Linked DNA regions of Homo sapiens: region 2 is linked to region 1. Evidence: read pairs that join two places in POLR2A ChIA-PET (ENCODE). Cell type or tissue: GM12878. All regions are shown on one strand. Links, peaks and the distances in the headings refer to the core of each region. The heading gives the core; the rest is flanking DNA.

Region 1 (3,288 bases), core at 280-2,779:
GTGAAGCCCACTTTAGTAGCCCGGCCCATTAGCAAATTTAATGGTGGTCATTTTAGGCAGGGAGGGCAGAAAGAGCAAAATTGCAGGAGGGAGAAGGCGGGCAGAGGAAAGCAAGGAGACAAGGGCAGGTGACTCTTGCGCCCATTCCTCATGCCCACATACAACACACACAGAGTGGGCATCTGGTGGCAGGGGCTGATGGGAGGGGAGGGAAAGACAGTGATCTTTGGAACTCTGAACTCGTGATAAGGTCTTGGTTTTAAAACAAAACAAAACAAAAAACACCTGCTGGTAGCTCTGTCAATTACCATCAGAAGAGGAGGCTGGACTTTGGTGCTCAGATTAAAACACACTCATGACTCACTGGTGGGGGGGTGCACTTTCTATGGGGGACAAGTAGGGGCTGGGCTACTCTGCATAAATCTCTGTCCCAAGGTTACAAGGACAAACCTCTCTGATCAGTGGGCCCCTCCCCCATGGGGACAATTGTCCAGGGCTCCAGGGAAGAGGAGGAACAGAACACCTCTCAGAAATGGAGTCAGGTTGTCCTGATTGGATTCAGATTGTTGTATGGTCACCTACTGGCTGCATAACCTTGGGCAAGTGACCTCACCTGCAATGAGCCTTAGTGAAGATGGTAACAGTGATAATGTGGGCCTTTCTTGTGGGTGTGTGTGACTAGGGTTACTACTCAGGTGACATGCATAGAGGGAGTGCTCTCAGCCCAGTGCCCCAGCTAGTGGAAAGTGCTGGGTACCTGGTGAGTGACTCCACATCAGTTCACTTCAGACTCCACCTGGAGTTTCTCCCCTTGCTAAATCCAGGAAGGCCTTGGTGACCGTTAGGAGCTGCCGCTTTCTCCCTTAGTGTCCCCTTGGAATCTTCTTCTTCTTCTTTTTTTTTTTTTTGAGACAGAGTCTCACTCTGTGGCCCAGGCTGGAGTGCAGTGGCAAGATCTCGGCTCACTGCAGCCTTCGCCTCCCAGATTCTCCTGTCTCAGCCTCCCGAGTAGCTGGGATTACAGGCGCCTGCCACCACACCCAGCTAATTTTTTGTATTTTTAGTAGAGACAGGGTTTCACCATGTTGCCGACCATGTTGCCAAACCAGGCTGGTCTCGAACCCCTGACCTCAGGTGATCCACCCACCTTGGCCTCCTAAAGAGCTGGGATTATAGGCGTGAGCCACCATGCCCGGCCTGGCACCTGCTTCTATGTCTCTTGAGGTCCGCATCTGAATCTCTGCTACGTGACCCTGTGGCCCATATCCTATGTCTCCACCTTGTCAAGAGTGCATCCCTCACCCCAAGTTGTTCTAGAACACAAGAGGTGTGACAAACAAGAGGGCCTGAAGCTGCCTGGGACCCGCTGGGAGAGAAACCAGCTTTTCAGCTTCGTGGACTTGCCACGGACCACTGGGGCTTTCTCAACCACCCATCCTACCCGACTTAAGCTGCTTGCTCAGTTCCTGTTTCACAAAGAAACAAGGAAGTGAAGAGATGGGCCGGCCTCTGGGCAAAGGCTAGCTGGCTTGGGGTTTGGGGAGCACCTCCCCCTCCTGGCTGTGACGAGCCATGAGGAGCAGGGACGGACAGGGAGGAAACGGTTGCTACTGAATCTTTCGCACTTCTATATATATATATTTTTTGGTGCCAAGAGTGCCCAACCACTGATTTGAGGAAGCACCCAGTGAGTTGGTAAAATTCACTGCTGACGTGGTTTAGCTGGCTGAAGAGTAGCCAGCCCAGCCCCTTCTGAGGTCCCAACTCACACACAGCTGGAACCAGCTGACTGGCAAACCAGCAAAGGCTGAGTTAGTTATCATTTTAAAAAATGAACTATTGTCTCACACCTGTAATCCCAGCACTTTGGGAGGCCAAGGCAGGAGGATTGCTTGAGGCCAGAAATTTGAGACCAGCCTAGGCAACATAGACATCATCTCTATAAAATAAAAATTAAAAAAAAAATTAATCGGGCATGGCGGTGCATGCCTGTAGTCCTAGCTAATCAGGAGGCTGAGGCGGGAGAAGCACTTGAGCCCAGGATTTCAAGGTTACGGTGAGCTATGATGGTGCCATTGCTCTCCAGCCTGGGTGACAGAGCAAGACCCTCTCTCTAAAAAAAAAAACAAAAAACAAAAGGAGCTATTTAGATGATTTGTGTATGTACCTATCTACCTATCATCTTACCTATGCCCTTTTCTATTCAGATTTGAAGCTTGAAGGAACGTGGCTCAACACCGCCGTCACCATTGTTGTCACAGCTGTGTGACCTTCAACAGGTCTCCTTGGGCCTCAGTGGGTCATTAGAGGCAGTAAGGGAGTGACAGAAGCACACACTGAAAGCGAGAGCGGAGCCATTGTGGAGCTGAGTCAGTATGCTGCGGATTTAGTCCTTGCTCTGGCCCCACTGGACTGTGTGACCTTGGACAAGTCCCTTCCTCTTCCTGGGTTGCTGTTGAAGTTTTCCCATCTGTACACTGAAAGGACTGCACCAGGTTTTGTGTGTGTGTGTGTGTGTGTGTGTGTGTGTGTGTGTGTGTGTGTGTGTTTGGTCATGGAGCTCCTATTCAGGATTGGCTCTTGAATTTTGCGGGCCTTGTGCAAAATGAAAATGCCCGGTGCCTCTTGCTTAAAAATTATCAAGAATTTTGAGACAGTGACAGGCGAGCATTAAACCAAGCATGGGGCCCTTGTAAGCACAAAGTCTTGAGGGACTGCACAGGTCCTACACCCGTGAAGCTGGCCCTGCAACTACTTCAAGTACAATTTTACGGGAAGCCCGTCAGGGCTACTTCGTGCAGCAGCTCTGTTTTCCTCGACAGCCCCTGTGGTGTTTCTGAGGCATCTCAGGCTCCCGGGAGCATAGTTGGAAAGACGTAAATTAGATGTTTGCTCTAGAGCCTTTCTAATTTTGGCTATTTATATATAAAACTTGGGTTCCAGACCTTTTTCTTACCTACCTGCAAAGGTGAAGCTGAATTGAACTTGTGCTGGGCAAATAACAGCAATATCATTTCTTGTCTGTGTGGCTTCCTGGTTTAGAGTGCTGCCACATCCGGGTCTCATGAGCCTCTCGCTGTAACCTCACCAAGAAGGCAGCATGGGAGATTCCAGAAAGGATAACTGAAGACCAGGGAGAAGTGACTTGCCCAAGGCCACACAGCTGGCACAAATGGGACTCAAACCCCAGAATCTTAACTCCTAGGAAAAGGGGCTTTTCCACATGGCCGGCTCCCCAGGCAATCAGCAGGCGAGGAGAGGTTTGCTAAGCCCCATCCTCCAACATTA
Region 2 (3,288 bases), core at 555-3,054, 390 kb before region 1:
AGTCTAGTCTGGGCAACATACTGATACCTTTTCATTTAAAAAAAATTTTAATAGTAATAAGAATGTTCAGTCAATATCAATAGAATTAGGAAGAATTTCTATTTCCTTCCTTCATTAATTCAACAAATATTTATTGAGCAAACATCTGTGTGTCGTCTGGCGCTGTTGCACAGGTCAAACTGGCTTCTTAAGAATGAAATCCTAAGTGTGAGGAAGAAATTGCATTGTATGTGTGGTCTGACTGCAGAAAACCTAAAATAAGTAAACTGCTGCCATGATGAAAAGTCAAGGAGTAAGTTGGCTTTTCCATGTTAGTAAGACAAGTGAAAAGGCATGTTTCAGTCACGATGTAATATTTCCTAAAATTTTGAAGCTATGGGGAGAAAGGTTTGGGAGGAATTTCATAGGGAAAAGAAAATGTGGGGAGGGGGAATGTAAGCAAACAATACTTAGTACATTTTACAAAATTAAAGTCACTTTGTAGGTATATAAAAAGTTTTAAAAGTTGGTTTATTAATGAGAGTAGTGTATTACATTTCTTTTCAAGCAGTAGTTTAAATATTAACCAGTTTACTTTTTTTTAAAGTCAATTTACTTTTCCAGCCTGGACAACATGGTGAAACCTCGTATCTACAAAAAATAGAAAAATTAGCTGGGCGTTGGTGGCTCACGCCTGTAGTCCCAGCTACACAGGAGGCTGAGGCTGGTGAATGGCTTGAGCCCAGGAAGCATAGGTTGCAGTGAGCCGAGATTGTGCCACTGCACTCCAGCTTGGGGACAGAGTGAGACCCTGTCTCAAAAAAAAAAAGTCCATTTACTTTTAAATGCTTTTTTCTTTTTTTTTTGGCAAATTGAGACAAAAGCTGCTGAACTTTCCTAAATCTACACTGTTAGTATTATCAGTTTGTGAAAAGCAAGCAGAAGGAGAATAAACATGAGTATGATATTAAAACAAATTTGTTATAATGTCTGTATTTAGGGTCTTCTGGAGGAATAAACAGAATTAAAAAAAAGAAAAACAAAAACAAAAAAAATTTATTTTTAGTAAATGAACCAGGGGTAGAGGTGGAGGACAAACTAAATTCATTGAACTAAATCACATGGAACTTTTCCTAACCAGTTTCATTTTCTAAGCTCTGAGAGTTACCACTTTCTACTTCTGATGGTTCATTATTTTTGTAAGCTTCTGAAAATCAAAAGCTTGCCCAGATTGAGATAAGTTTCTGCCCCGCTCACGTTTTTATTTTCATGATTTGTCATTATTTCCAAATCTCAACCATTTTATTTCATGTGGTGATGAAGAGTTCTAAAAGCAGGTAAGAAGAACAGTAAAGAAAAATACATTTCCTTTTCTAAGAGTGTAGATCTAAAGTCTCTTATCTGTAATTCAGAAATTGAAATTGTAGAATGACCAAAATTTAAGACTATCAAGTTTTCATAACTCATTTGCCAGTAAAACCTGACCTGAACTGGAGAGAGGCTACTTTATAATCTTTTTAAAATATCACTTAGCGTGATTGGTCATATTAATATGTTTAACTATGAATTGCTGCCCTTTACCTTGCTAGGTGTCACTATGTGGTATATGCCCCATATACTTAAGACCAGATAATTCAAAGTTCCAAATTATACATGGTCCCCAGGATTTCAGATGAGAGACCACAGATCCACATTGGGCTTGTTTTTACCCGTCTGTGGCCTAACGTTATGAAAGCAAGGGGGAAATTCCTTCTCTAATCTCTGCAAGTATACATGGGATGCTACTACCAGTGTCCATTCTGTTTGTCTTTTAAAGCCTAGACAGGACAGGGACATAAGTATCAGCCTCTAGACTAAGCTTGTCCAACCTGCAGCCCAACACAAATTTGTAAACTTTCTTAAAACATTATGAGATTTTTTTGCGATTTTTTTTTTTTTTTTTTTTTTTTTTTTAGCTCATCAGCTATGGTTAGTGTTAGTGTATTTTATATGTGGCCCAGGACAATTCTTCTTCTTCCCATGTGGCTCGGGGAAGCCAAAAGATAGGATATACCTGCTCTAGACAGATGGTTCTCAATGTGTGGTCCCCACCCTAACAGCAGCAGCAGCAACAGCAGCATCCCCTGGGAACTTGTTAGAAATGCACATTCTTGAGCCCCATCCCAGATCTATTGAATCAGAACCTCTGGGCCTGGGGCCTGGCCAGCTTTGTTTTATAAAACCTTCAGGGCATTGGGATACACTCTCAAGTTTGAAAACCACTGCTCTAGATCGGGGTCTGCCAACTACAGCCACAGGCCAAAGCCAGTCAGTCACCTGCTTTTGTATGCCCCAGGAGCCATGAGTGGGTTTTGCATTTTTTTTCTTTTTTCTTTTTCTCTTTTTTTTTCTTTGAAATGGAGTTTCGCTCTCGTTGCCCAGTCTGGAGTGCGATGGCACAATCTCGGCTCACTGCAACCTCCGCCTCCTGGGTTCAAGCTATTCTCCTGCCTCAGCCTCCCGAGTAGCTGGGATTATAGGCATAAGCCACCACGCCCGGCTAATTTTTTGTATTTTTAGTAGAAACAGGGTTTCTCCATGTTGGTCAGGCTGGTCTCTAACTCCCAACCTCAGGTGATTCACCCTCCTCGGCCTTCCAAAGTGCTGGGATTACAGGCGTGAGCCACTGCACCTGGTCTTTTTTCTTTTCTTTTTTTTTTTTTTTGAGACGGAGTCTCACTCTGTTGCCAGGCTGGAGTGCAGTGGTGCGATCTCGGCTCACTGCAACCTCCGCCTCCCGGGTTCAAGCGATTCTCCTGCCTCAGCCTCCCGAGTAGCTGGGACTACAAGCATGCCCCACCACACCTGCCCAGCTAATTTTTAACGGGGTTTCACCATGTTGGCCAGGATGGTCTCGATCTCTTGACCTCGTGATCTGCCCACCTAGGCCTCCCAAAGTGCTGGGATTACAGGCGTGAGCCACCACGCCTGACCTACATTTTTTAAACGGCTGAAAAAAAAAAGAATTTCGTGACACATGAAAATTATATAAAATTTAAACTTCAGTGTCCATAAAGTTTTATTGGAACATGGCCACATCCATTCATTTATGTATTGTCTTTGGCTGCTTTTATGCAGCATCAGTGGAATTGAGTAGTTGCAGCAGACACCAAATGGCCCAGAAAGCTGAAAATATTTACCATCTGGTTCTTTGCAGAAAAAATTTGCTGCTCTAGGTTGATAGTCAACAAACACGAGGAGTAATCACAGAATAATCAGAGACTGAGACCTTCCTTTATCTGAAAATGTCAGCGTCTCCCTAGAAAAAGA

Evidence for each region. Peaks named below come from ENCODE experiments on the same cell type or tissue, not always from the same donor. Only the 100,000 strongest peaks of a DNase experiment are listed, where the experiment ranks them.
Region 2: POLR2A ChIA-PET joins it to region 1 with 5 read pairs; 1 of 35 experiments calls an interaction of 5 or more read pairs at or near these places.

Annotation. Positions count from the first base shown.
Region 1 is chrX:129,771,287-129,774,574 of GRCh38, reverse strand. No RefSeq gene overlaps it. Among named protein-coding and RNA genes, the nearest start is that of SASH3, 7.0 kb to the left of the region's middle. RefSeq lists an enhancer at 1,128-1,427. In GM12878, for the core only: a CTCF peak has its summit at 1,555 (motif pointing left); a DNase peak (open chromatin) is centred at 1,504; H3K27ac peaks cover 2,500 bases.
Region 2 is chrX:130,157,349-130,160,636 of GRCh38, reverse strand. The region is part of intron 1 of AIFM1 (apoptosis inducing factor mitochondria associated 1); the gene reads left to right. It also overlaps a transcript of RAB33A not described here. Among named protein-coding and RNA genes, the nearest start is that of AIFM1, 6.8 kb to the left of the region's middle. In GM12878, for the core only: no CTCF peak of the experiment used is centred there; no DNase peak of the experiment used is centred there; H3K27ac peaks cover 473 bases.